2 separate regions of the Homo sapiens genome follow, and region 1 is linked to region 2. Evidence: chromatin loops called from intact Hi-C (ENCODE). Cell type or tissue: OCI-LY7. All regions are shown on one strand. Links, peaks and the distances in the headings refer to the core of each region. The heading gives the core; the rest is flanking DNA. Region 1 has its middle 37 kb from the start of LINC02345. Region 2 has its middle 60 kb from the start of SPRED1.

Region 1 (15,632 bases), core at 5,991-9,990, 190 kb before region 2:
ATTTCTTGGACAATAATGGTTAGAAAGTTGCCTCAGTAACAGGCCTTGGCATTTCTCACAAAGTCCAAATTGGTAACTTCCACCGAAGAGCCCAGTGGCTAATCCCAAATGTGCTTTCTAATTTATGCTCTGTCTGATCCAAAACTGCTCTGTGAATTTCCCACTGTCATGTTCCTGCAGTTCAGTCAGTCATTTTGTAGAAGCACATGATCCTTAGGATCCCAGCACTATATGGCACGGCTGCAAAAATTATTTTTATCTCTGGCTGCTCTATGAGGACTCAGAAAAGATATAAGAAATAGATGAGAAAATAACAAAATTGCGTTTCCAGAGGTATATTAGAGTGGACTGTTATGCAATCCCCTCCAAAAAAAAAACAAACAAACAAACAAAACCTGTATTCACTTTATCCACACGATGGTGCTAGCCTCAAAAAAATCGCCCTTCTCAGTCTTGCAAGAAGAATGAAAACAGTTCCACTTCCCTCTCATTAATGGCAAAGCTGTATACTGTAGCCAAGGCATCACTTACCTAGGGGGACGTTAATTCTGCAAATAAGCACCTAAAATAGATGGGTTCATCCTAATCCCCTTCCCCACCCCACTTCCCAGGGAGATAAAAAGGAACAAAATCACTGTTCTTTTCAACTCACTGATTCAATCATTTTAGCAACCCTGGGGCGTAAGAGTGATTCATGCTGGGCTTTTGGATGTGTGCAATCTTGGCACAGACCCTCACTACGCCTTAGAGGGAGCTGAGTGACTTGGGAGTATGTGGGGGAGCACTAGTCAACCAGCAGTCTAAAGCTCCTCATTGGGTTCTAATAAGTGTTGCTGGGAATGAAAGAAGATGGGAGCACCAGACATTTCACCAGGGTCACTGAATGAAAGAAGTGGATTCAACGTGGGCGCCTTCCAGGCTAATGGGCAAAGAAAACTAGGAAGTCTGTTTTGGGCTTCTCAACTCAAAAATATGCTCTCTACCTGTCTAATGACCAAGTTTCACCAGCTGCCTCTTCTTTTTATGGAATTTAGATCTTTCACTTAAATGTCTTAAAAGCTCAGGGTAATCTTGTTAAGCATGCTAAATAGTGCTTAGGTAACATTAAGATGCCAAATGGAACCAATTACCAGGTGTATAAACAAATAATTTTTAAAAGCAGGAAACCTGTCAAAACCAAAAAGCACTCTCAACTTTAGAAAGGGAGAACCAACTGAAGCTCTTTAATGGCTCTAAGTAAGCCCTTACCTGAAGCTGATACTAATAACAATGATAACCATGAGCAGTGATATGGGTCCAAAATGTCTTCAGACCTGGCCCTGGACACTGGCAGCTTGATGACGCCTGTGATTTGGGAACTAGCAGAAGGCACCACTTACCATTACACCCAAACATCCCCCTGTGGCCCTTTTACATGTTTAAACCCTCCAACTTTAGCCCAGCTGCGAAGAATATTATTTCTATAACTTCTATCTTAAAACATACATTCTAACTGAGAAGGAAGAAACGACTGAAGGAAAAAATTCTCATTAGGATGAATGAGTTCATTAGATTGGCTCATTTATCCTTAGAATAACAAGGGGGTGGCACGTGAGGAGATGGCATGTAGGATAACTAAATGTCAACAAAGAACAAACAGTTTGACAGTCATAAGTTCTGGGAGAAAAACGACCTGGGAGACGGCAACAATGAGTTTGAAAGGATTTTTCTGTTTATCACAGATCAGACATAAAAATGATGATTCACAAGTTCAAAAGATTTTACAGATGCACTCACTTCAGCTCACACCGTGTCTTTTGTTTTAATGTGTAGTTGTTGCAAATATTCTAAATGACATTTTAAAATGCAAATATTTTTAAATGACATTGTAAATTCTGAAAATGTCATTTAAAGCCCAGATTTAGGGCTTCTCTTTAAAAAGTAAAAAGGTTTTTTCCCATAAGTTCAATTGTTTTAATTTTTAACTCCCAAAATAAGTGAAAATGTGGTTTGTCTTTCCCTCCTTGGCCTATTTCACTTAATGTCCTTCAGTTCCACCCATGTTATTGCAAATGACAGGATCTTGTTCTTTTTTATGGCTGAATAGTACTCCATAGTATGTATGTATCACATTTTCTTTATCAGTTTGTCTGTGGATGGACACTTAGGCTGCTTCCAAATCTTGGCTATTGTGAATAGTGTTGCAATAAACATAAGAGTGCAGATATTTCTTCAGTACACTCATTCCTTTTCTTGTGGGTATATGCCTAGCAGTGGGATTACTGGGTCATATGGTATTTCTATTTTTAGCGTTTTGAGAAACTTCCAAACTGTTCTCCATAGTGGATGTACTAATACACATTCACACCAACAGTGTACCATGGTTCTTTTTTCTCCATATAATCGCCAGCATTTGTTATTGTCTGTCATTTGAATAACTGGGGTGAGATTATATTTCATCGTAATTTTGATTTGCAGTTCTCTGATGATCAATTATGTTGAGTGCCTTTTCATATGCCTGCTTGCCATTTGTATGTCTTCTTTTGAGAAATGTTTATTCATATATTTTGCCCATTTTTAATCAGATTGTTAAAATTTTTTCCTATAGAGTCGTTTGAGCTCCTTATATATTCCACCTATTAATCGCTTGTCAGATAAGTAGCTTACAAATGTTTTCCCCCATTCCGTGGGTTGTGTCTTCACTTTGTTGAATTTTTCCTTTGCTCTGTAGAAGCTTTTTAACTTGATGTGACCCCATTTGTCCACTTTTGCTTTAGTTGCATGTGCTTGTGGGATATTACTCAAGAAATTTTTGCCCAGACAAATGTCCTGGAGAGTTCCCTAATGTTTTCTTTTAGTAGTTTCATAGTTTGAGGTTTTAGATTTAGGACTTTAATCCATTTTCATTTGATTTTTATATATAGCAAGAGATAGGGATCTAGTTTTATTCTTCTGAACATGGATATCCAGTTTTCCCAGCACCGTTTATGAAAAGACTGTCTTTTACCCTCTGTGTGTTCTTGGCACCTTTGTCAAAAATGAGTTCACTGTAGAGGTATGGATATATTTCTGGGGTCTCTATTTGATTCCATTGCTCTCTGTGTCTGTTTTTATGCCAGTATCATATAGTTTGGTTACTATAGCTCTGTAGTATAATTTGAAGTCAAGCAATGAAGTTCCTCCAGTTTTGTTCTTTTTGCCCAGGATGGCTTTGACTGTTCTGAGTCTTTTGTGGTTCCATATAAATTTTAGGATTTTTTTTTTATTTCTGTGGTGAATGTCATTGGTATTTTGATAGAGATTGCATTGAATCTGTAGATTGCTTTAGGTAGTATGGACATTTGAACAATATTGATTCTTCCAATCCATGAACACGAAATAACTTTCCATTTTGTTGTGTCCTCTTCAATTTATTTAATCAGTGTTTTATAGTTTTCTTTTTTTGTTGTTGTTGTTGTTGTTTTTTGAGATGGAGTTTCGCTCTTGTTGCCCAGGCTGGAGTGCAATGGCATAATCTCAGCTCACCGCAACCTCCACCTCCCAGGTTCAAGCGATTCTCCTGTCTCAGGCTCCCTAGTAGCTGGAATTACAGGCATGCGCCACCATGCCCAGCTAATTTTACATTTTTAGTAGAGATGGAGTTTCTCCGTGTTGGTCAGGCTGGTCTTGACCTCCCGACCTCAGGTGATCTGCCTGCCTCAGCCTCCCAAAGTGCTGGGATTACAGGCGTGAGCCACCACACCTGGCCCAATCAGTGTTGTATAGTTTTAATTATCATGATCTTTCTCTTCTTTGGTTAAGTTTACATCTAGGTATTTTATTTTATTTGTAGCTATTGTAAATGGAATTGCTTTCTCGATTTCCTTTTCAGATTGTTCACTGTTGGCATATAGAAATGCTACTGATTCTTGTATGTTGATTTTGCAGTCTGTACCTTTAATGAATATGTTTTAGTTCTAGCAGATCTTTTGGCAGATTTTTTAGGTTTTTCCAAATATGAGATTACATTATCCACAAACAAGCAGAATTTGACTTCTTCCTTTTGAATTTGCAGGCCCTTTATTTCCTTATCTTGTCTGATTGCTCTAACTAGGATTTCTAGTACTATGTTGAATAACAATAGTGAAAGTGACATCCTTGTCATGTTCCAGGTCTTAGAGAAAAGATTTTGGTTTTTCCTCATTCAGTGTTATACTAGCTGTGGATCTATCACATATGGCTTTTATTGTATTGAGGTATTTTCTTCCATACCCAGTTTTTTAAGGGTTTTTTTCATAAAGGGATGTTGAATTTTATCAAATGCTTTTTCAGCATCAATTGAAATGATCATGATTTTGTCCTTCATTCTGTTGATATAATGTATCATGCTGATTGATTTGCATATGTTGAACCATCTTTGCATCCCTGGAATAAATCCCACTTGGTCATACTGAATGATCTGTCTAATGTGTTGTTGAATTTGGTTTGCTAGTATTTTGTTGAGGATTTTTACATCACTGTTCATCAGCGATATTGGCCTGTAGCTTTCTTTTTTTGATGTGTCTTTGATTTTGGTATCAGGGTAATACTGGCCATGTAGAATGAGTTTGGAAGTATTCCCCCTCCTCAATTTTTCAGAATAGTTTGAGTAGAATTGGTTTTAGATCATCTTTAAATGCTTGGTAGAATTCAGCAATGATGCCATCAGGTCCAAGGCTTTTCTTTGCTAGAAGACTTTTGATTATGGCTTCGATCTTGTAACTTGTTATTGGTCTGTTCAGGTTTTGAATTTCTTCATGATTCAATCTGGGTAGGTTGTATTTGTCTAAGAATTTAACCATTTCTTTAGGTTTCCCAATTTATTGGCATAAAGTTGCTCATGGTAGCCTGTAATTATCCTTTGAATTTCTGTGGTATTGGTTGTAATGTCTCCTTTTTCATCTCAGAATTTTTTTTATTAGGGTCTTCTCTCTTTTTTTCTTAATCTGGCTAAAAGTTTCTCGGTTTTGTTTATCTTTTCAAAAAACAAACTTTTCATTTCATTGATCTTTGTGTATTTTTATTTAAATTTCATTCATTTCTGTTAAGATTTTTATTACTTCTGTTCTTATACTAATTTTGAATTTGATTTGCTCTTGTTTTTCCAGTTCTTTAAAATGTATAATTGTGTTATTTATTTGAAGTTTTTCTACTTCTTTGAAGGTGCTTATTGCTATATCCTTTCCTCTTAGTACTGCTTTTGCTGTACCCTAAAAGTTTTATGTTGTGTTTCCATTATCATTTATTTCAAGAAGACTTTCAATTTCCTTCGTAATTTCTTCATTGACTTGCTGGTCATTCAGAAACATACTGTTTACCAGTGTTTGTACAGTTACCAACATTCCTCTTGTTATTGATTTCTAGTTTTATTCCATGTGGTCAGATAAGATACTTGATATTATTTCAATTATTTTGAATTTTTAAGACATTCTGTGGCCTAACATATGGCCTATCCTTGAAAATAATCCATATGCTGAGTAAAAGAATGTGTATTCTGCAACCATTGGATGAAATGTTCTGTAAATATCTATTAGGTGCACTTGGTCTATAGTGCAAATTAAGTCAGATGTTTCTTTGTTGCTTTTCAGTCTAGGAGATATGTCCAATGCTGAAAGTTGGATGTGGAAGTCTCTGGCTATTATTGTATTGGGGTCTATCTCTCTCTTTAGCTCTAATAATATTTGTTATATATATCTGGATGCCCCAGTGTTGGGTGCATATACATTTAAAATTCTTATATATCCTCTTGCTGCATTGACCCCTTTATCAATATATAGTGACCTTCTTTGTTTCTTCTTATAGTTTTTGTCTTGAAATCTATTTTGTATGATATAAATATGGCTACTCCTGCTCATTTCATTTTCATTTGCATAGAATATAATTGTCCATCCCTTTATGTTCAGTCTATGTCACTTTACAGGTGATGAGTGTTTTTTATAGGCAATAGATCATTGGATCTTGTTTTTTTTTTTTTTTTAACGAATTAGCCACTCTATGTCTTTTGGTTGGAGAGTTTAGTCCATTTACATTCAATGTTATTATTGATAAGTAAAGACTTACTCCTGTCATTTTAAAATTTGTATCCTGATTGTTTTGTGGTCTTCTCTTCCTTCTTTCCTGTCTTCCTTTAGTGTAGGTGATTTTCTCTGGTGGTATGTTTCAATTTCTTGCTTTTTGTTTTGGTACATCTGTTGCATGTTTTTTGATTTGAGGTTACCATGAAGCTTATAAATAATATCTTATAACTCCTTATTTTAGACTAAGCTCAACTTAATGCTGATTGCTTAAACAAAGTAACAAGCAAGCAAAGAGAGAAGTAATACAAACTCTACACTTTAAATTCATCCCCCACTTTTTAACTTTTTGTTGTTCCTATTTATATCTTATTATATTGTCTGTGTTTTGAAAAATTTTTGTAGTTACTATTTTTGATAGGTTCATCTTTTAGTCTTTGTACTCAAGATATGAGTAGATTACACACCACAATTATTGTGTTATAATATTCTGTCTTTCTGTGTACCCACTATTACCAGTGAGTTTTGTATCTCCAGATGATTTCCTAATGCTCACTAATGTCCTTTTCTTTCAGACTGAGGAAGTGGATTTAGCATTTCTTGTAGGACAGGTCTAGTATTGATGAAATCCCTCAACTTTTGTTTGTCTGGGAAAGTCTTTATTTCTCCTTCATGTTTGAAGGATATTTTCACAGGGTATGCTACTTTAGGATAAAAGGTTTTTTTTTTTTCCTTCTGCATGTTACTTATTTCTTTTCTCTTGCTGCTTTCTTTATCATTGACCTTTGGGAGCTTGATTATTAAATGTCTTGAGGTAGTCTCATTTGGATTATATCTGCTTGGTGTTCTATCACCTTCTTGTACTTAAATATTGATATCTTTCCCTAGGTTTGGGAAGTTCTGTTATTTTCTCTTTAAATATACTTTCCACCCTGGTATCTCTCTCTCTCTTTCTCTCTCTCTCTTTCCTCTTTAAGGCCAATAACTTTTAGGTTTGCCCTTTTGAGACTATTTTCTAGATCTTGCATTTATGCTTCATTCTTTTTTATTCTTTTTTTTCTTTTGTCTTCTCTGGTTGTGTATTTTCAAATAGCCTGTCTTCAAGCTCACTAATTCTTCTGCTTGATCAAGTCTACTGTTAAGAGGCTCTGATGTGTTCTTTAGTATGTCAATTGTATTTTTCAGCTCCAGAATTTCTGCTTGATTCTTTTTTTAAAATTATTTCAATCTCTTCATTAATTTCATCTGATAGGATTCTGAATTCTCTCTCTGTGTTATCTCAAATTTTGTTGAGACTCCTCAAAACAGCTATTTTGAGTTCTCTGTCTGAAAGGTCACATATCTCTGTGTCTTTGGTACTGGTCACAGGTGCTTATTTCATTCATTTGGTGAAGCCATTTTCTGGGTAGTCTTGATGCTTGTAGATGTTTGTGGGTGTCTGGATGTTGAAGAGTTAGGTATTTATTATAGTCTTCTCAGTCTGAGCTTGTTTGTGCCCATCCTTCTTGGGAAGGCTTTCCGAGTCCCTTTTCAAAGAGATTTGGGCACTGTGATCTAAGTCTTTGGTCACTGCAGTTGCATGTGCATTAGGGGGCACCCTAAGCCCAGTGATGCTGTGGCTCTTGCAGGCTTGTAGAGGTACTTCCTTGATGTCTTGAGTGAGACCTGAGAGAATTATCTGGATTATCCAGCAGAGACCCTTGTTCTCTTCCCTGACTTTCTCCCAAACAGAGTCTCTCTCTCTCTCTCTCTCTCTCTGTCTCCTCCCATCACTCTCTCCCCACTTGAAGCTAGGGGAGGAGTGACAGAAGCACTCCTGTGGCTACCACAACTGGGATTGTGCTGGGTCAGACCCAAAGCCAGCACTGGGGTCTCACTCAAGGCCCGCAGTTACCACTGCTTGGCTATCACCTATGTTCATCAAGGCCTAAGGGCTCTGTAACCAGCAGGTGGTAAATCTAGCCAAGCTCATGTCCTTCCTTTCAATGCAGTGAGTTATCCTTGGCCCATGGTGGGTGTGGGTCCAGAGATGTCATCCAGGAGCCAGGACCTGGAGTCAAGAACCTTAGGGATCTACTTGGTGCTTTATTCTACTACTGCTGGGCTGGCACCCAAGCTTTAAGACAAAGTCCTTCTCACTCTTCCCTCCTCTTTTCTCAAGCAGATGAGTCTCTCCCCATGGTCACCACTGCCCCAGGCCCACAACAAACAGTACCTGGCTACCACCATGTTCACTCAAGGCCCAAGGACTCTTCAGTCAGCTTGTGGTGCATGTTACCAGGCCTGGGATTCTCTTTTCAGGGAAATAGGCTCCTCTGTGGCCCAGGAAGGATCGAGAAATGCTGTCCAGGAGCCAAGGCCTGGAATCAGGAACCCCAGGAGCCCACTTGGTGCTCTACACCGCTGAGTAGAGCTGGTGGTACCCAAGCTTCAAAACCAAGTCCCCTTACTCTTCTTACCTCTTCTTTCCTTAAGCAAAAGGAGTCTCTTTTTGTAAGGCCCACAGCTGGGAATGTGCTGGGTCACACATGAAGCCAGCATGGCTCTGAGTCTCACCCAAGGCCCAAGGTGAATACTGCTTGGTTGCTACTGCTGATTATTCAGGACCCAAGGGCTCCTTAATCAGTAGGTGATAAATTCTGCCAGGACTGAGTCCTTCCCTTCAAGACAGCGGGTTTCCTTCTAGCCCAGAGTGTGTCTAGAAATGTCATCTGTGAGCTAGGGCCTAGAAAAGAGGCCTCAGGACTCTGCCTGGTGCCCCATTCTACTATGGCTGAGTGGATATCCAAGTTCCAAGACAAAGTCCTCTTTACTCTTCCCTCTCTTCTCCTCAAGCAGAAGGAAGAAGTTTCTCCCTGTGCTGCCTGGGGTTGGAGGAGAGGTGACCTTCCCCTGGCCACCCCATCTGGTCATGTGTGCCCCAAGTCCACTGGCTCTGAGCCAAGCACCGCACTGAGATTTGCCCAGGAATTGCAGTGCTTGTGGCTTAGACTGCCTTTCAAGTTTATTTTGAACCCCACAGCAGTTTAGCCAACAGTGGTGCTGGTGAAGCTTGTTGGAACTCAGGTTCCAACAGCCAGGATAAGTGATTCTCCTCTGGCTAGGGCTGGCCTAAATGCTCCCTCCGTGGGTGCCAACTGAGTTCTGCCTTCTGTTGCTTTCCACTGTGATAGGACAACACTGAGGTCATATGTAAAATTGCACAGTTACTGCATTCACCCTCCCCAAAGTGCACAGATTCTCTCTGAGCCAAATGGGTTAAGGGAGAAGTGATGGAGGCGATTCGAAGCTGTCTTTCCTACCCTCTTCAGTACCTCTTCCAGTGATGTGAAGTTAAAACCAGGTATTGTGATTGTTCACCTCAGTTTTCAACTTCATGAAGGTGCTTTTCTTGTATTGCTTAATTTGTTGTTCCTCTGGGGGGGTGTATAATTGCTGGAGGCTTCTATTTGGCCGTCTTGCTCTCCCTTCTGTTGAAGAGTAAAAAGATTTGTCACTATTAGACAGAATTCTCATGTGACAATAATTGCTCAAACAGAAATAACAGCTATTAACAGAGTACAGGTCTGTTTCTTTACAATGGTTTCCATCACCCCTATTGCATTATGCCCAGTCTATTTTACTCATTTGTGCCACCAGTATGCCCTTGTAGGTCTTAATCAACCTTTATTCCTAAGGGCACCTAGAGAGAGGATCCTTAAAAGGGAAATGACAGTGCCAATTGTTTGGGGAGGTGCCAAAAGACAGATAACTTTTGGAAAACAGTACTTGACAGAAAAAAAAAAAAAAAAAAAGGAAACACCAGACTGAGCACAATGGCTTATGCCTATAATCCCAGTTCTTTGGGAAGCTGAGCGCAGGTGTTTGAGAACAGCCTGAGTACCACAGCAAGACCCCATCTCTACCAAAAAAAAAAAAAAAAAAAAAAAAAAGCTAGGCATGGTGGTGCACACCTGTAGTCTAAGCTATTTAAGAGGCTGAGACAGGTGTCAGGGGAGGATCCCTTGAGCCCAGGAGTTTGAGGCTGCAGTGAGCTATGATCACACCATTGTACTCTAGCCTACGTGACAGAGTAAGACGCTGTCTCTAAAAATAAATTAATTAATTAAATAAAAAATTGTAAAAAGGAAACAACTTAGAGCAAAGTTAATACATTACAGCTCATACTGGGCTAAGTAGAAAGCACAAGTGGTTCCGGTGATTTAGAGCAGTGTGAGGAAAAAAAGACCATTGAAAACTGTATGATGAAAAAGTTTTCCTGAATCTCAGCTTCTGATTTATAAGAAGGCAAACCAGGAGTCTTCTTAACAGGTCATATGAACTTTAGAAATAGGCAAAGACTCCCTGTGCAGCAGGGATGCAGCCTTAAGTACTTTCTTTCTCACAGTTCATGGATGAAGACCGAAGGAACTGAACAGCAATAACGGAGGTTTGGCTTAGGCTGAACATTAGGAACAAACCCCCTTCCAATATTATATATGTTAAATCTGAGATAGCTGCACAGAATGATAAATTATTTGCACTTAAGTGATCTGTACCCAGTCTTAATTTATTGCTGGGGAGTGAGTGATGATATGAAGAGGTCAAGGCCATTGAAAGAACAATTTGTTGCTACTCACAGTTCCCCTAGAAACAAGAGGCACAGCACACCATGCAAGGCCACATGGGGAAGCAGCAGAGTAGATCAGGAGGCAGAAGCAGGAAGGAGCATGGCCTAGAGCCTTTATTGTGTTTTCTTCATGAGAGGCAAGGTGGGACAGGAGAAACAGCTTAGTACTGGCTAGTTTGAATAATGTCTGTGGGCTCTGATATAGCATAGGAGTGGTGTCTAGTTGCCTGGTATGATTCAGAGCAGGGAAAGTATTGAAATGTTGTATGGGAGTTAGAGAAATGAGGTGGTTGAGCTTATGGACTCAGGATTGGTTGGAGAATTTGTAATACGATTTTGAGCACCTGCAAAAGCTTGTTCACAGGGGATACGTAAACAACTTTGCCCACTGGTTTGGCCCTGTGATTAATGAATGCCAAATAGACAAATACAGAATCTAAGAAAACACAGAACATAAGTGAACACTGAGAAGCATTCAGTCCAGTCACTTCATTTTACAAATAAGGAAGTTGATATTTAAAGATGTGACCTCATTTGTCCAAAATCCACTGAAGCTTGCTAGCAGCACTGCATAAAATAAAATCCCTATGCACTATTCCCAACTCTATGATCTCTTGGCTACACTATATTGACTTATGCAGATAATGCAATTCCATTCATGTATTGGAAATCTAAAGCAGGGATTAGCAAACTTTTTTGTAAAAAATCACCCAGTAAATATTTTATATTAATGCTAATATTTATATTATTTTAATATTTATATTATTATTTTTGTAACAAGTCACCTAGTAAATATTTGCAAGTCATACAGTCTCTGTCACAACAACTCAAATCTGCCATTGTAGCACTAAAGCAGCTGTAGACAATGGATTAAAAAAAAATGGGTGTGGCCATGTCCCACTAAAACTTTATTCAGCAATGCTAAAATTTAAATTTCATATTAATTTTCATATGTCATGAAATATTATTTTAAAATTTGTTTTCAATCATTAAAAAATGCCATAACTATTCTTAGCTTGTGGGCTATATACAAAGACAGCAGGCTGAGTTTTGCCCATGAACCATAGTTTACTGACCCTTGGGCTAAAGAATTTGTGTGTAGACTTCCTATGTAATCTCAGATGATTGAGCCAAATGAGAGTTCAACACTCCAGGTCTTTATTTCTCCATTGATAAAATGAGATAAATACACTATAAGGTCCCTTGTGGACCTGTGGCCTTGAGGTTTTTGCAAAGGATACTCTAACACAAAAATGGGCTGTAGGCTCTTTTATGGGAAGCTCTTCAGAATACTTCTACCTGAAATATCTCCAGGAACCACAGCAATTCAGGAACTACAGTGTGAAGAACATTAGATACACAGAATATTAAAATTAAAAAAGATCTGTTGGATGATGTTTAGGAAACATGATAAGAGACATTTCTGTACTTCTCAAAGCTACTGTAAATTAGGAGTACCCAAAGAATTGGAGAAGGTCCCCTAAAACACACTCTCAAAGACTTGAGTGCAGGTAGTTAATGTCAAAGGCAAAAATAAGAGACACAAATGAGACAGGGAAAATTGAGATAGGGAAATGAGTAAACAATAAAATTGTGTTAGTGAACAAGTAAGTGCCATGAGTAACTAGAGGTCAGTTCTGCTGGAATCTGTCTAAGAAACTATGATGTGGCTTTGGAATTGTTTAACAGAGGGTGGGGAGGCCTAGGCATTTATCTATCAAGTCCAGTTTTTCAATGATTGAGGGTTGTTCTGAGGGTGTAAACTCACCCACACTTTTTTTTTTTTTTTTTTTTTTTTTTTTTTTTTTTTTTTGTGAGACAGAGTCTCTCTCTGTTGCCCAGGCTGGAGTGCAGTGGCACGATCTCGGCTCACTGCAAGCTCCGCCTCCCAGGTTCACGCCATTCTCCTGCCTCAGCCTCCCGGGTTGCTGGGACTACAGGCGCCTGCCACCACGCCTGGCTAATTTTTCATATTTTTAGTAGAGATGGGGTTTCACCATGTTAGCCGGGATGGTCTCGATCTCCTGACCTCGTGATCTGCCCACCTTGGCCTCCCAAAGTGCTGAGATTACAGGCGTGAGCCACCGTGCCCAGCCAAACTCACCCACACTTTCAGGTTTTACTTGCAAGAGTGCAGACTCTCCCAGATTGCTGAAGAAATTCGTCAGGCAAAGAAAAGAACCTGGATGAAAGTGGGAAACTATAAAAATGCTAGAAATACCGACCGTGGTACTCAGAGGGGAGCTAAAGAGATAAAGTGTGGTTGTCAATATTTTAGCTGCAGGGATGATAGAGGGAAGGGGGAAATCAACATTTTCTAAAGTCATTTGACCTCAAAACACTTTTTTCTATGAAGCATCCCAACTTAATTGACTCTAGAACTCCTTCATTCATAAAGCATCTGTCCTTGGGGAGATACTGCAATAAGGTAGATAGGATAATCTTAGTAAAATTAGAAGATCTCTTCAGGGTCTATTTTCTAGGATCAAAATGACAAAGCATTCACTAAATACCAATAAGCTTCTGATATCCCTGGGGCAGAAAGTAGGCCAATTCATTCCACACAGTGCCAGGCACGAGGTCAACTCCAACATGAAAAGCACAGTGAAAAACAATTTACCTCCAAATGAGGTTGCCATCTGAAGTGAGGCATGTCAGAGGAGGGACAGAATGTTCAAAGTGTGGTTGGAATCAAGACAACGCATGACCATCTGCCATCCAAGTACCATCTTCTGAATCGTTTAGCCACCTGCACACCTGTGCAGGCATGTCACATTGAGGAAGGGATTGCCATGCCATCATAATGAGCAATAAAAACAAAAGCTCAAGAAATCACTCTTAGGCCTCTGATACCATTACTTTCCTAAATTTAGAATCTGCCCCCAAGAAGAAACATATGGAAAAAGAGATTCATAAGCCTAAATCCTAAATCTAAACAAGACTGAAGTTTCTGTGTGATCTGAATTTTTAGACTACCGGGTCATATGTGGAAAATCAGCAAGCTGTTAAAGGAATAGCATGGCAAATGCTGAACAGATCCTAATCTGGAATCCATTACGTATCTTCTCATTTTGAACTTTGATCAACACAAAAATCACCTCTTCTCTAACCTCATTCAGATTTCACCTCTAGATCTACTTTTCCCAGGAAAGCCAAATAAATCCATCCAAAACTAATTATAGAGAAGTGCCTCTAAGTGCTCAAAGCAATCAGTTCCCCTAAAGAGCTTTGCACAAAAGAGCACAGCTCGCCTATTCTAGTTCTTTAGACCTTCAACACCAGAGATTGGGTTTGTGTAAATGTGATGTGCTTGTCTAGGATTCATTATGTGAGAAATGTTATTTACTTGGTCTATATTCTCTAGGCAACAGTATTTTTATTCTAAATGTTAGATAAGGTCCTCCCAGTTCAAGTGCCTCTCCTTAAAAAGACGTTTCAATTTGGGAACTCTAAAGATACCAAAAGTCACACCATTAGTAAGAACTCACCAAATATATTATATCCAGGAAAATAGATATGCCCTTTTCTAATTAGTTAGCTTAAGCATATAATGGGAAAGCAACACAGCAGAGCAGTTAGATATCCAAACTTAGAGGTCAGATTGCCTGGGTTCACACTGGCTTCACCACTAAATAGCTGTGTGACCTGAGTCAAGTCACTCAAGCTCTCTGAGACTCCATTTCTGTATATATAAATGAGGCATGGTAACACATGTAAGTGAAATGCATGTAAGTGAAAATGCATATAAAGTGTTTAGCATTGTATCTGGAGCATAATGAGCTTTAAAACAGTAGGTATTTATGGTAGGCTGAGAATGCCCCCCCAAAAATTATTCATGTTCTAACTCCTGGACTCTGTAAATGTCACCTTATATAGAACAAGCACCTCTGCAGATGTGATGAAGGTAAGGATCTTGAGATGAAGAGATGATCTGGATTATTAATAGAGTGGACCCTAAACTCAATTGCAGGTATCTTTATAAGAGGGAGGCAGGTCCGGGCGCGGTGGCTCCCGCCTGTAATCCCAGCACTCTGGGAGGCCGAGGCGGGCGGATCACGAGGTCAGGAGATCGAGACCATCCTGGCTAAGACAGTGAAACCCCGTCTCTACTAAAAAAAATACAAAAAATTAGCCGGGCGTATTGGCCGGCGCGTGTAGTCCCAGCTACTCGAGAGGCTGAGGCAGGAGAATGGCGTGAATCTGGGAGGCGGAGCTTGGGTGAGCTGAGATCGCGCCACTGCACTCCAGCACTCCAGCCTGGGCGACAGAGCGAGACTCCGTCTCCAAAAAAAAAAAAAAAAAAAAAAAGAGGGAGGCAGAGGGAGATCACACACACACACACACACACACACACACACAGGAAGGGGCCATGTGAAGATGGGGGTAGACAGAGATTTAAAAGTGCCATCCACGAAGGCTACAATGATGTTATCACGAGCGAAGGAATGTCAGCAGCTGGCAGGGGGAACCTGCAGAGGGAGTGTGGTCCTGCTAACACCGTAATTTCAGCCTAGTGATACTGATTTTGGACATCTGGCCTCCATAACCATGAAAAAATAAATTTCTGTGGTTTTAACCCACCAACTTTGTGGTAGTTTGTTACAGCAGCCACAGAAAACCGGTGTAACGATACTCTTTATTTATTTATTTGCTTACTTATTTATTTATTTTTGAGACAGTGCCTCACTCTGCCACCCAGGCTAGAGTGCAGTGGCTCAATCTTGGCTCACTGCAACCTCCGTCTCCCAGGTTCAAGTGATTCTTGTGCCTTAGCCTCCCAAGTAGCTGGGAGGCATGTGCCACCATGCCCAGCTAATTTTTGTATTTTTGTAGAGACAGGGTTTTGCCTTGTCAGCCAGGCTGGTCTCAAACTCCTGGCCTGAAGTGATCTGCCCACCTCGTCCTCCCAAAGTGCTGGGATCACAGGCATGAGCCACTGCACCCAGCATCTTTTATGTATCTATTGCTGTGTGACAAAACTTAGTTACTTAAACAGCAAATGTGTTATCCCA
Region 2 (15,632 bases), core at 5,182-9,181:
CTTAAATATTATTTTTAAAAACCAGGAAGAGTCTAATTTATTCTTGTTTCTCCAGTGCATGGTCTGCAACTAAGTAGTCAAATAATATGGAAGAAAAGAGGGAGGTTGGAAGGTAAAAACGAAGTTAGGAGAGACGGAGAAAAAAACTAAAAACAGTTGGGTTGGAGATTCAGAGAGAGTGTTTTTAGTAGCATGCTAGAAGTAAAGCCAGATTGCAAGTGGTAAAAGGGATGACTAAAATAGAATGAAGACAATAGATACTGATTATTTTTTCAAAAGGGCTGCTGGTGGACAAAAATTGGGTGCTTACAGAAGAATCAGGGACTAGTTTTTGTTTGCTTTTATTGTGTTTACCGTGATGGAATACCACTTGATATATTGTTCTGATTGTTTCCCTGACATTTAAGGCGTTCAGTCAGTCTTGCCCTTATTCAAAAGTCTTTTTGGTTTTTCTCTTGTTGTTTCCCAAACTCTTAAGCCCTTGGGAGAAATTAGAGAAGGAACCCTAACTCAGGGTTTGACTAAGTTTGTCAAAGAACCAATTTCTTGACAAAAAAAAAAAAAAAATGAAAGGAGACATATTTCCCCCAGTAGAGATTTCCAGAGGCAGAGAAGGAGGAGGAAGTAGAGAGAAAGCCAACTGTGGATTCCAAGAGCAGATTATGAGGGCTCTGCCTTTGCAGCAGCCTCACAGAAGGAGCTGAGACCTGAGATTAAAAGGACTGTGTAATCTGTCTATGAATACAGGGCTTTGAGTAGGCTCAGCAAAGTTGCCTCCTGGTCAAGAAGTGTTAAAGCAGACTTCTTAATGGTGACCTGTGCAGACCAATAACCAAGAGAATCATTGCTGCCTTTTCTCATTCTCTCCTCATTCTCAAACCTTCCCACTGCATAAGATCCATTAGGAGGAAAAGGTAAATGCTGAGAAGAATAGAAGTTCCTTTTTTTCCCACAACATCAGCAAAATTGGGCTCTGAGTTGGAAATTAAGATGCGTTATAGAAAAGGAAGAGAGAGAAGTCATTAGCTGAGATCCACTGGAGCAGGTTTGTACGCAGAGGAGAAGGTGCCACGGAGAGTTCAGTACAAACCGGAAGCACCATGCTCTTAACTGGATAGCCCTGAAAGAGAAGGCAAGATAGCAGAGTCAGAACTGAAGTCAAATCTCCTCAGATGGCCTCTATTTTTAAGAGAAATTTGAGGCCAAGTCATTGAAACAGAGAACAGAAAAGGTTTGAGAAAGCAACCTTGTGAGGAGTATGAAAAGACAAGCCAGTGTGTACACAGGTGAGCAGCAGACTGCCCAGCAGCCTTCTGAAAGCATGCAGTCAGTAATAATAGAGATCAGCATGGGTCTTTGCATTGATGTGTTGATTTATGTATGTATTTATATTCTGCTTTGTTCAACAAAGGATAGAGGTTGCTTGCAGGGCATACCTAAGAACAGAAAATAAAAAATAAATCAGAGGCAGAGAAAATATATAAATATATGTTAGGATAGAGTTCACAAGAAGGATGATCCAGGCAACATAATTCTGTGTGTTTCTGCAGCCCACAATCAGCCACCTGTACAAAGGAGGATCAGAAAATGTTAACATCTGGGGTGTTCTATGGGAACAGAACAAGAACAAAAGGGAAAGTACCGAGGTAAAGCCATTAGCTGCTCATGGCACTAAGCTTTGTTCAATGAGTGAAATCAAAGTGGGGTGCATGGACTAAAAGAATGTAGGGGAGGGGCCATAAAACACATTAAGACAAAGACCAGAAAGAGATGGAAAAATATACAGGAGCTTGTGATCAAAGACTGCATAGGACAGAGATATGCTCAGATGCTAGCTAAGGGAAGCCACTTAAGAGACTGCTGTGGACTAGGGAACAACGGCATATCCAGGCAATCCATCCCTTCTGAGCTAAACAATGTCAGAATACTCAAAACATTCTGTGCTTTTAGCCATTGGGTCAATGAATATTTATTGATCCCCAACTATGTAACAAGCTAAAAAACTGAGGACAAAAATATTAATAAATAAGACAAGGTTCTTGACGTACTCTAACTCAATGGGAAAACAAGGTAAGCCAAGAAATGCAATGCAAAATGATCAGTGACATAGTTGTGGATATGAGCACAATACTGTGGGAAGTGAGCTTAGTTCCATGCACAACTGCCTCACCCTGAGAAGTCAGGGAAGCATCACGGAAGGGACCTCTGCCCTGTGTCAGGAAGGATGAATTGGAATTTCAGGGAGGAAGCGTGACAGAGTGCAAGTGTGTAAAGGCTTGGAAGCATGAATGAGTACTATGTGTTCTGTAAATAAAAAGATTCTGTGCGGCTTATTCAGAGTACTTAGAGGTGAGTGGCCAATGAGGCTAAAAAGAGAGGCTGGAGCAGACTGTGAAGGGCATTGTGTGCTGCCGTGTAACTCATGGGGACTGAGGAACCATCTGAGGTTTTTATCCGGGAAGTGACAAGGTCAGTGGTGTGGAACAATACCTCCGCCAGCAGCATGGAGAATATCTCAGTGGAGGAAAAGAGAGTAATCAGCGAGACCTGTTGGGAGGCTAATGAAACAGTTCATTTGAGAACTAAACTGAAGTAATCATAGGTGAGGTATGTGATAGGTACTAGACAGACAGAATTCTTAAGGGTGCAGCAAAATCAACCACCTTGTTCACTTTCAGGGCACTACAAATAAGCATAATCTTTCAGGAAGGTGGCTGCAATATGTACACATGACTTTAAAAATGTTTGTACCCTTTGACCCCAGAATTCAATTTCTAGGACTCTACCTTAAGAAAATAAATCAGGCTTGAACCTGGCAGGTAGAGGTTGCAGTGAGCCAAGATCGTACCACTGCACTCTAGCCTGGGTGACACAGTGTAACCCTGTCTCGGAAAAAAAAAAAGAAAGAAAAGAAAAGAAAAGAAATCAGTTCTACAAAAGGAGATTTATGTTCAAGGATGCTCCCATCATGGTTTTTTTAATTTAAAAACATACTACATGTGCAATGATGGGAGAGTTGTTAAATAAATTATGGTATATTCATACAATAAACTACAATATAGGCATTAAAGAATATATTTTCAAAGAATATGTAATGGTAGTCAGGTGCAGTGTTGTGTGCCTGTAGTCCCAGCTGCTTGGGAGGCTGAGGTGGGAGAATTACTTGAGCCCATCTAAAAGAGTTCAAGTCCAGCCTGGGCAACATAGTGAAGTCCAGCTTCTAAAAAAAAACAAAAACAAAAAAGAAAGAATACGTAATGGCATGTGAGAATCTCATAATAAAATATTTAGTTAAAAGGCCATAAACTGAGATACAGTTTGATATAAATTTTCTGAATATACATATGTATGAATTAAAATATTAGATTTAAATTCACCAAAATGTTAATTGTGCTCATCTCTGGGTGGCAAGATGCTTCTCTCTACCTTTGCATGTCTTCCAAATTGTTTTCAGTGAATATGTATTGCTTATGTAATCAGTTATTTTTAAAAATAAGTGAATAATGCAAAACATACTTACAACTATAAAGAGAGTTTGAACTACTAGAGAAAACAAGCAGTTGAGAGATAAATAAGTCTGACTTGCAGGCATCAAAGATGAAGCAAGTCTAGATAATCAAACCCACACTGACATTGGCAGCGGTGATGACATCGTCAAAAATTAAGAGCCTATGTTCTCATTGCTGCTTCATTATCAAAGATAAAGGCAACTGAAAGGAAAAAAAAAACCTGTTATTACAATGCTATCATAGGTACAACCGAGACACAGTTGGTGGATTTTTATGAAGATACTCTTAATACATTTAGTGACATCCCTTTCTAATTTTATATCTTTTGGAAAATTCTCGACATAATGTACCCAGATTCCAAACTGTTATAAAACTCAAATAACCAGATTTTCCCCTAGGAAAACCTGCAGTAAGCATTGCTTTTCATAACAATGGTACTGAAGTGCTGTTAGATATTTAGGTACTTACTATTATCCCAAAACTCTCATGTGATATTCAGAGTAGTTTTTTTTTTTCCTACAGTTAATTCTACAAAAAAAAAAAAAAAAATTTCATGGGTGACATAATGGAGTTAATTATCTAAAATATTCAATTAACCAGAGGCCCCTCCACAATTCTCCAACAATGCTAAATGAAGTAGATTTTGCACAAATGCATCATTTCTTAATTATCTTAATAGCTGGTTGTTAGATGTGAACAAGCATCTATGTTATCCTCACTTACAGAAATGTTATTCTTAACCTGAACCTGTACAGCCAATAGGAGCTAGAAGAAGACATTCATCCGTACTGACAGGTCTCCCTTTAAATTCATGACATTCCTGACTAATAACTTTAAGCATGCAGTTCATGAGGCCCAGCAGGCATAGCACATTTCCCTGATTCATTTACTATTATACTCTCCTAGACAACAATTCTCCTCTCTCCTAAAACTTCTAACACCTCCTCCCCCATCTTCACTTTCAGCTCTTGACCTTGATTGCTATTTCCCTGAGAAAATAGAAACAATCAGAAGAGAACTTCCACAAGTTCCCACCAACACACAAGCAACTCCATCCGCCCACAAGCATCTGGGCCCAGATACACCGCCTTCTCTCCTTTACCAGGGATGAACTTTCCGTGTTGCTATCTAAGGCTGAACTCTCCGCCTGTTCACTAGATCCCAATCCTTTTAAATATTCAAGAACATTGTTCCAGAAATTCCTCCCCTTTCCTTCTCCTGCATCACCATTTTCCCCCTCTTAGCCAGATCATTCCATCAGCATATGAACATGATGCTATTTCTCCCATCTATGTTGCCTTCCAGCTACAAATTCATATTTCCATTCTTCTTCACAGCAATTCCTCTGAAGACTTATCTACACTCGTGTCTCTAAAATCTGTTCTCCCATTCCCTCTAGAATGCTGTTTAATCAGGCGTTTGCCTCTTCCATGTTCCAAAACTGCTCTCCAGCAATGATGTCCACATTGCTAAATCTAATGGTCAGTTCTCTCATTTGACGCCTCAGTAACGTTTAACATCATCGTTCGCTCTGTCCTTCTGGAAGTATTTTATTAACTTCTCTCTCAGGACACCACACTTTCTTGGTTTTTCTCCTACTTCCCAGCCACCTAACATTTCGTACCCTAGGATTTGATATTCCCTCCCATCTTTCCCAGCTGTCTCCATGACTCACTCTCTCGCCTCCTTCAGATGTTTGCACAGATGTCACCTGCTCAGTGAGACGTTTCCTGTCCATACTATTAAAAGTAATGGCAAAAACCGCAATACCTTTTGCACCAACCTCATATTTAAAATTGCAACGCATCCCTCCTTTAATACCCCTAATCTTTTTCTTCTCAGTACTTATTACCATCTCCAGCGTTATCTATTTTGTTTATCTGGCTAGAGGTTACTCTATATGTACCGTTTGCTGTAGCTGTAGGTAGCAGAAGTTAAACTTTCCTGTGGTATCCTTATGTTCATATCCTCTGTTGTCCTTGGGTTTCCCTAGAGACACCCCAAATACCTGAGATGCACAGTTCTTTCCCGTTGTTATTATACAGGAGCCCCATTGGTGCTGTGGTGAGGTGTGAGGGGAGAAGCAGCATTCTATAGTCCTAGGATTGGGTCTCAGCCTTTTCGTGAGCCTGTGTCCCCAGCCTGTGACCTTCATGGGTGCTTCTCCGTTTTGCTTTGATTTGGTTTGGTTTGGGTTTTTCCCATAGAAGAGACAGGAAAGTTACTCAGGGCTCGAGTTGAGTTTTTTCCTTCTCCCAAGGCAGTTAGTCTCCAGGAAGACCCCGGTAGTTTAGACTCTGGTAAAATCGTTTCTCTTGAAGGCAGTCCTTGTTAGGAAGAACAGAATGCTCTGGGCACATTTCAAAATAGCTCATTTTCCTCTCCCCCTGCCAGAAGCACAAGGGGATTTTTCTCTGATCTTCACTATGAAAACCTGATAGAGCTCTTGAAGGTAAAACTCAGGAAAGCCTGGGGGCCTCCCTAAGACTGGGCCCCTCTGGAGTTTTTAACTCTCAAACTTGTACACACTGAGCCTTCAGCAATTTGGCACTTACAGATTAGGTTTTCCTACCCCCATACTGGTTCCCACTGAGTTTTAACGTAAGTTGTGATTCTCTGTATCTGCCTGGCTGGCTGGCTGGCCAATATGGGGGCAAAGTTTGCCCTATGATCTCAGTTCTCTGATGGATCTAGAAAGAGTTATTGATTTTCAGTTTGTTCAGCCTTTTTCTTGAGAAAAAAAAAGCTTGAGAGATGACTTTCATGCTCCTTGTATGTAGGACCAGGAACCAGAAGTTTATTTTACATATTTTATTCATTTGTTTCTATTATCCTTCTCACCTACTAAAATGTAAGTTCAAGAAGAGCAGGCATTCCTGTCTGTTTGTCCACTGCTTTATTCCCAGTGCCTGGAACAGTACCTGACACGTGGTAGATGCTCAGTTAATATTTCTTTGAAGAGATGGAATGAATGAACAAAGAATCTCTCAGTAGTTTCCAGTAGAGAAATTTGTTAGTTGGGACCATTGAACATAGACAGTCCCTGCGCCTGGAAAGGTCTTTCCTGTCCCCAGCCTTCCCCTTTACCTGCTTAACTCCTAATACATTCCTCAAGTTTCAGCTTATATGTCAGCTCTTCGGGTAAACCTTTCCTGAACTTTGGGTTGAAAATCATGGCACTCATAACCCTATTACCTGGCACACTTATTGTAATTTAATAATTAGATAATCATTTATTTAAATTTGTATCCATCACAAGGTTATAAGCTCTTTAAAGGCAGGTACTATGTTTTGTCTGTTGATTTTGGTACAAGCAGCACCTAACAGACTGCTTGACTAGATGCTCAATAAATATTTGTTGTATGAATAAAGGCAACACCTTGTCTGGACAAGACAACTGGATTAGTACCACTTCACAAAGTCCTCTAGAACTTAGTGCCTTAAAACAACAATAATCATATATTGTCTCTCATGGATTCTGCAGGAATTCAGAGTGGCTTAGCTGGGTGGTTCTGGCTGGGGAATTGCATGAGGTTACAGTCAAGAAATCAGCCAGGGCTGCAGCCATTTGAAGGCTTGAGTGGAGTTGGAGGAGGCATTTACACGGTGTATCTTCCACATGCAGGCTGTTGACAGAAGGTCTCAGTTCCTCCCCATGCAGGTGTCTCTGAAGGCTATTTAAGTATCCTCACAACATGGCAGCTGGCTTCCCCCAAAAGTGGACAACATAAAAGAGAGCAAATGGAAGTGGTGATATTTTTTATGGGCTATCTTTAGAGGTCACAGATCATGACTTCTTGCCACATTTGGTGTGTTAAAAGTGAGTCGCTACCTCTGGTGGACATTGAAGTGGCAGGGAATTAGACTCCAGCTTTGAAAGGAGTTGTGTCAAAGAATTTATGGACATGTTTTAAAACCACCAAATAACCCATTAACAAATTAATGGATAAGGAGATGAGGAAAAATTTGATGTCATGACTCAAAATCAATTTTCCCAGTTTTAGAATAGAGAAGCAAAAATAACTCCACAATAGTTTAAGAGCACTATAATAAAAAAAATCAGACAGTAGATTAATATTTGGGATTACTTCTTTACTTTAATACCAACATGGATTCAGAAGTAAAATGTTCACAAATGCTTTGACATCTGAAAGCATCCTGGAAAAAAAATTTTTTTGACCAAATCCTGGAAGGTCAAAGGCCAATGGCCAGCACAGCTCTGCAGAAAATATCAGTGAGTAAAGTAAGGAATGAAACAATTGCAAAATAATAGCAACTTCTATCCTTGCAGAGTTTACAGTCTGTCCACTCATTGATTGCAGGGAACAGGAATATAGAATTTTGTTTTCTGCTGATTTATATCAGCCATACATCTGATCCTAGGATTGGAGAACTGTGCTGATAAAGGGCAAGGTAAGAATTTGAAAAAGGCATAACTTATACAAGCTATTGTAATAGTACCATCATACGTATTGCCAAGCAGAACTTTAGCACAAACCAAGATCCCTTAATCACTTTTTGTGAAGAAGAGGTTAGTATCAGTGTCCTGGCTCCCAGTTAGGGCATATACTGTCTTGTTAAAAATCTCTTGTTTTAATTGAGTGGTGCTGTCTCCTTCCCTTCCTTTCCTGGGCCATTTTTGAGCACGGAAGAATGGTTTGTGAACCATGTAAATAATAAATAACCCATGCCACACCACATTCACATAAAAAATGGTGGTGACTCATAGTGGCAAGAAGTCCAGTTTTAAAAATGTGTGAGTATGTTTGTATTTCTTTTTCATCTGAATTCCTACAAAGTAAAGATTTCACATAAGTGATTTTTCCATATGACAGAAACTTACTCCTTCAGGCACTCACACATTGTTATTTAATTTTAACTATTGTTAATGGAAACATTTGTAAAATACCATAGATGATTCTACACTTTTAAACTAAGTATGCTAAACTTCAACCTTTTCTTGATGATTCTAGATTCTCTTCATGGTTATCAAAAGTTGTTCTTTATTTTACAAGGCAATGGAAGGCCAGGTGAGGTGGCTCCCTCCTGTAATCCCAGCACTTTGGGAGGCCAAGGCGGGTGGATCACCCGAGGTCAGGAGTTTGAGACCAGCCTGGCCAACATGGTGAAACCCTGTCTCTACTAAAAATTAAAAAAAAAAAAATTAGCTGGGCATGGTGGTGCACAGCTGTAGTCCCAGCTACTTGGGAGGCTGAGGCAGGAGAATTGCTTGAACCTGGGAAGCAGAGGTTGCAGTGAGCCAGGATGGCACCATTGCACTCCAGCCTGGGCAACAAACAGTGAAACTCCATCAGGCAACATAATACAGCAGAAAGTTTATTGAATTAGAAATCAGAATGACTTCATTGAGTTTTTTAACCTCTCTGCCACACAGTTTCCTCATCTGTAGAATGGGAATATTATCTTCCCTGGAGTTCTCTTTGTTGATGATAAATATTAAATTATATAACACATGTAAATATTATCAATTATTAAATATTAAAGTGTAGACACTGAAACAAATGACTGTTTCAGCCCAAGAAGTGTTACATGGCTATGATTTTGGTATTCTTGTGTTTACTGTACCTGCATCATGATTCCCCAAAGCAGTTAGATTATGTCTAAAGTTACAGCAAATAGATCCTGAGTAAATGGATTCTACTTTAAAAAAAAGAAAAAAGTCTTACTTTTGTTCATATAGGTTTTATTTAAAATTCCACATATTTTTGATATCTGGAGTTCTCTTTTGCTTATTTTTTCCTTCTTTGCTCTTTTTGGCTAGTTGAGTTTGATAGATGGGAGATTTCTGAGTCACTGAAGTTTTATAATCTGTGTAACTTTTTTCAGCATGAACACAAATGCCATGAATATTTAATGTAATATTTCCCATGTTGACTGTTTCTCAAAATAGATCTAGGTATATAAAAATATGGCCAATGCTGACATATTTTTTTCAGTGTGAGTACAGCCACTGAGATCAGTATAGCCACACACCGTGGCCTACGTGGTTAAGTTTTCCAAGCATTTGGGGAAAGTGTTACATTGACATAGTTCTAATATTACCATCAGGCTTTAGAACATGGATTCCTAAGAAACCATAAGTTCAGCCAGCCACATTATAAACAGAGTAGATGGCACTGGGGGCATTATCCCTCCAGAGTTGTTGCATAAAGCAATGTGTCTCTCTTCCAAAGAAAACCCTTAACCTCACCTTCATAATTTCATCACAGAGCAAAAGAATAACTGAGCTACAGAAAATGCAGGCTCCAAATTTGACAGTGGTTCTGAAAGTCATTTCAGGCAATGGCTAAAGCAGTAGTTTCTAAATGCTGGACTGTGGCCGAGGGCATCAGACTTAGCTGGCAAACTTATTCCTAGCTCTGACATCACACTACTGAAATCAGATCTTTTGGAGATGAGGCATAGGCATCTGTACTTTCAACAAAACATCCCGGTGATTCTCCTGAGCAGGCCATATTTGAGAATCACTGGTCAAAATTAGGTAATTGAGATTGCCCCCACTCTGCACTATCTCACAATTGATAGAATGCTCCACAGAGAGGCACCGGACTCTACCATTCTCCCCCGTCAATAAACACTCATCTAACAATAGTACTCTGATTTCTATTCCTTCACCAACTATTTACTCAGCTCTTACCACATGCATTGTGATGGCTGCCAAATTTACAATAATGAATAAGGCAGAGATGGTCTCTTCCATCCATGAGCTCAAAACCCAGCGGTAGGAGGAGGGGGAGGTGGTGTATTACATATTAAGCAAATAACCATTAAAATTTCTGTATATCATGAGTGCTATAAAGGGAAACAATAGAGTGTTTGAGAAAGTATGACTAGTGTTCAACTATTAATGGATATGAGAGTTGTCAGAGAAGACTCCATCAAGAAATAACATTCAATTTGAGATTTGAATAATGGGCATCGTTTAGGACTATGAGCAATCCAAGATTAACAGCAGGTACACGTACCCTGCTGCAAGAGTTTCACTTCTTGCTTATGCTTGTTCTCAAATCGGAGTCTCGGATCCACTGAACAATGTGCCTTAAGGCAGCTTAGGAAAAGAACAGTCAGAATGAGAAGGAAGTCCACAGCACCAGTGGAGCCCATTAAGAAATCCCAGACCTGGATGTTTGTTTATTGTCAGTTTCCAATCTAGGGGTCTCTTAATCAGATTTTACATAGTTTAATCTAAAACAGTGGTTCTCAATCTTGGCTGTACATTGGAATCTCCTAGGAAGCTTTTAAAAATTCTGATGCCTTGGCTTCACTCCTAGAAATTCTGATTTAATTGGTCTGTGGTGTAGTCTGAACATGAGGGTTTTCTAAAGCTTTCCAGATGATTCTAACGTGTAAACAATGTTGAGAACCACTACTTAAAATAGGAAAATATTATATCTAAATTTATCAACAAGGAAAGTCAAAGGAGAGTTATAACAATCTGTGTGTTTTATATATCCCTGTTGGAAAGTGAAGAACAGCTGCTAAAATTGAACCTTAAGTCACTAGCACACCAACCACTAAAGATGGCCTCATTGACTCTCTGCTTCACATACAGATGACTCTCTTCAGCACCTGATTTGCTTTTATGAGGCAATCTTTTACATCTATGGCTGTGTGTGCTGGGCTAAGAAAGAAGATGTACATGAAAGTTAGCAAAATATCTTTTCCCTCAGAAAATTTGAAGTCCATTTGGAAAGACAGGACTAACAACAACAAAATAATAAAATGAATACAGTTCAAGGTACTAGTTAAGACAACAGAAGTTCAAGAAATGGGGGCAAGAAAAGCTTCACTGAAAGCTGGGCTGATCAAAAGAGACAAGAATATATAGGATCTAAGTGATACGGGAAGAGCAGAAAAACCAAGGCAAAGCAGCAGGAATAACCATGGTAGAAAAAGAGAATAGGGAAGAGACCTGCCTCATCCCCCACAGTGGGAGTTGAGAGTAACAAGAGATCAGCAATCTCTCCTGCTGAAGTTGGTCAATGACCAGCAGCCATTGTTACATCTTGTTTTTCAGAGAACCATTCTTCTTAGGCATCTTCCTTCATAATGAAGAAGGGTGGTTTCATTTTTCCATTTCCTTCTGTAGGAAAGATGACTAGCCATTGATTTCCAAATGTTTAGATGTCAACAGCCAGGTTTTACAATTTTTAGTTTCTCATAGATCCCCTTGTCCCCCTGGGCATAGGTAGGTAGAATAATCTCTCATATTCAATCTCTCAGGTATAAATTTCTCCAGATGACATACACAAAGGGGAATAAAATCATAACTATTACATATTATGTGCTTACTAAGGCACTGGGGAACATGAGGTAACATACATTATCTCGTTTAATCTTCACCACATTTCATTAGGAAACTATGATTCCCCATTTTTCAGATGAAAACCATGATGCTCAGAAACAGTAAGAGATTTGCCCAAGTTTGCACAGTAAGCAGTGGAACTGGCACTTTCACCCAAGTTTAACTTGTAGGTACTGCCTTTTAAAAATTTTATAACAGACAAGAAATTAAGATTCTTGGTATTGCTTTACTAAATCCAAGACCTCAGCGATCACTGTGCAGCAGAAACATCTGTGGCACTTTTTTTGACTATAGAAGTTTGGACCATCCCCCAACCCCACCTCAGAACAACTGAGAATCTCCAAGGCAGGGCCTAGAAATCTATATTTTTTAAACCCCACACATGATCATGACGTACAGCTTGGATGGAGAACAATGGGCCTATTCAGTGGCAAGGGCTGGGAAACATTTGTGTAGCTTAAATGCTACTTCCTGTGCTTATATGCCGGTCTATACAAGGCTCCTCACTTTGAAATATGTGTAGCATTTTTCTATTTAAACTGTTGGAAACAACCATAATAAAGAAAACAGCGATGATGAAAACTAATAGAAGCAAGTTTGAAAAGACACTCTACTATGGAGAAGCTCAATAAATCCCAAGTTTGGGACACTTGTGAAATGTCACCATTTCTAGTCAGTAATGGCCTATGGGATTGTTGCATTCTTCAAAAAGTATTAAAACATATTACACTAACCCTGTTTTTTTGGTTTGCTAATGTGCTTGTGGAGCTGAAGGCTGTTTGAGACTAACACAGTTGTTGATTTCAAGCTTTTCAGCATATATTTACTGCACCCTTAAAAATTATCTTCTTTAAGGCCAGGCACAGTGGCTCATGCCTGTAATCCTAGCACTTTGTGAGGCTGAGGCAGGCAGATCACGAGGTCAGGAGATCACGAACATCCTGGCTAACACGGTGAAACCCCGTCTCTAGTAAAAATACAAAAAATTAGCCGGGCGCAGTGGAGGGCTCCTGTAGTCCCAGCTACTCGGGAGGCTGAGGCAGGAAAATGGCGTGAACCTGGGAGGCGGAGCTTGCGGTGAGCTGAGATGCGCCACTGCACTCCAGCCTGGGTGACAGGGTGAGACTCCATCTCAAAAAAAAAACAAAACAAAAAAAACAACAAAAAAAAACTTTTTAAAATACATGCTAATAGAGGTCAGATGTTTACCACCATGGCAGAAAATGTGGTTTGAGACAGATTTGGGCATCATCAAATAATGATGATTTTGTTCACCAGTCACAGTATCAGCATTTTTTAATGTTTTTACAACTAGCATGTGATTATTGCAGGCAAAGGGGCTTGGACTAATCATGGTAGGCTGGGAGAACCAGAGAGGACCTTTAGAATATTTGGAAATAAGGGGGGGATAGGAAAATTTGGGTCAATCCTTTATCTTTTTGTTGGGTAGCAATTAGTTTTCATGTTGTTCAGAGTATCATTCTGAAATGATCATACTCAAAGCTAAATTTTCTTTCATTTGGAGCAAAGGACTCTCACTCAAGGGCTGTCTGTATGAAATGAGACCTAAAAAGGAAACTTCCTAAAAAGGAAATATTCTTTCATCTTTGTTAAGAACTGAAAGACATAAATGAAATAAAGTTTTATAAGCTTTATGAAATCTTTTGCTGAATGTGGCTTTTTGGAAGGTCTGTACTAATAAATTGTTTCACAAGCAATTGAAAATGACGAAGAAAGTAATGCTGTCAAGTTGTTTGCTATTTCCTAAGTATAAATACAAGATAATATAAGTAATAAGTCAACTTCTGGAGATAAGAGTTTACCTGTCATGACATCTTATGTAACAACTTATAACTTCCCAGGTTTTCAATAACAGACAAGGACACAGCAATTAAAGAAGAGTTTGGGAACACATTAACTCAATACAAGCAATAAAATTAAGGACATAAATTCATTTGCCTACCACCTCTTGCATATTTATTTGTCACAAATGGTTTAATACAGATAGGGAGGGCAGTCTACCTAGCATCCCCATATTCCATGATTAGCTGGGAGGTGGCAATTATCCGTGGCAATTAACACAGAGAGAAGGTAGAGGAGAGCAATTAACATCACAATTTCTGTGCTTTATGCAAGTCCAAATTGCCACCGATTTTTTAGTGGTAGTTTTATACAATTAGAACCTTCTGCCATTTGATGAGACCAAATCATTGGAATTTATTTTGAGAGCAATCTCACCTAGTGGGAACATCTCAAAAGCATCAACCAAAATAATGGACATGTATTTAACAGAGGAAAACCTAAGACAGCAAAGTATGGAAAATTAACTCACTATGTAAAGCAGTTTTACCGAAATAACTTTGAAATTGTAGGTTTACAGTGATCTACCAAATATTGGTGGCTCTTCTGAAAGCACCATCAACAGATAGATCTGGTATGTGCTTCAGAACATCACTACTCCAAGCCCCACTCTTGTCAGTAATGATCTTTTGCTCACATAGGTTGGGAACAGACTCACTTGCAAAGGTGAAGACAAAGGTTAAATGATGCTGAAAAAAATTTTAAGACGAATTCCCCATTTTACACGTTAGTTCTGGGTTTACAGAATCATAAAATTCCATCTGGCAGGGACCTTGAAGATCATCCAGCAATCCCTTCATTTTCCAGGTGAGGAAGCTGAAACCCAGAGGAGGTAGAGGCTAGTTCAAGATCATAGTCCTGGTTTGTTACTTAACTATTGGGTATATCAGCAGTGCTCCAGCTTATGAGAGAGAGAGAGAGACAGATTTCCCCCTTACATTCTACCAACTGGAAATTCCTTGAGATTAACAACTATCTCTTTTTTTTTTTTTTTTTTTTTTTTGAGACAGAGTCTCACTCTGTCGCCAGGCTGGAGTGCAGTGACACGATCTCGGCTCACTGCAATCTCCGCCTCCCAGGTTCAAGCGATTCCCCTGCCTCAGCCTCCCAAGTAGCTGGGACTAAAGGCGTGAGCCACCATGCCCATCTAATTTTTTGTATTTTAGTAGAGATTGGGTTTCACCATGTTGGCCAGGATGCTCTCAATCTCCTGACCTCGTGATCCACCTGTCTTGGCCTCCCAAAGTGCTGGGATTACAGGCGTGAACCACCGCACCCGCCTTTTTTTTTTTTTTTTGAAGGTGCTAAACCCATTGGTTATTTCCATATTAATGCCTTGAGTGCTTTTGACGGGCGATATCCAGATGCTTCTGTGAATGTGTAAAAGGGAGGTTTGTCTGAATCTATGTATGTGGAGAGAAGCAGAGAGACTCTATCTTGCAGGCATATAGGAGGCCTGCTGAACTTGCCATTGCATCTTGCCAGGTCGTAACTTACTTCTTGCATGACCTTAAGCAAGTTATTCGATGTCTCTGAACTTCAACTTCTTCATCTATATAACCGGGATCATAACAATTGCTTCTAGGGTTGTTGTAACTTAAATTTTAGGTTGTTAAACAAATTATGAAAATAACCAAGCAAAATGCCTGGCATTTAGCGGGTGCTCAATAAATTGAGTCATCTTTCTTTTCGTTGTCATTCACCACTCCTCCTACCAGAAACTTCTATTAAAACCAAAGTAGTTTTTCGACCTCTGCGTCTAAATTTTTTCATCCATAAATACAGATAAGATAACCTACTTCATACAATCATTGCTAAGATTCAATGTGACAAAATCTGCGAAAGTGCTTTGTGAAGTGTATGCTGCTACACACAAAAGGAGTGAATGCTATTAACCACATGTCAATATTCCAGACCCAACTTTCTGTTTTCTAATC

The links. A loop is a pair of places that touch in the nucleus more often than their neighbours do. Peaks named below come from ENCODE experiments on the same cell type or tissue, not always from the same donor. Only the 100,000 strongest peaks of a DNase experiment are listed, where the experiment ranks them.
Region 1: it touches region 2 in a loop (2.2-fold over the local background); 2 of 110 quality-filtered maps call a loop at or near these places.

What each region holds. Positions count from the first base shown.
Region 1 is chr15:37,995,479-38,011,110 of GRCh38, forward strand. It overlaps a transcript of TMCO5A not described here. Among named protein-coding and RNA genes, the nearest start is that of LINC02345, 37 kb to the right of the region's middle. In OCI-LY7, for the core only: CTCF peaks have their summits at 7,598 (motif pointing right) and 7,798; a DNase peak (open chromatin) is centred at 7,623.
Region 2 is chr15:38,185,509-38,201,140 of GRCh38, forward strand. No RefSeq gene overlaps it. Among named protein-coding and RNA genes, the nearest start is that of SPRED1, 60 kb to the right of the region's middle. In OCI-LY7, for the core only: CTCF peaks have their summits at 7,387 (motif pointing left) and 7,587; DNase peaks (open chromatin) are centred at 5,223, 5,693 and 7,193; H3K4me3 peaks cover 2,383 bases; H3K27ac peaks cover 3,048 bases.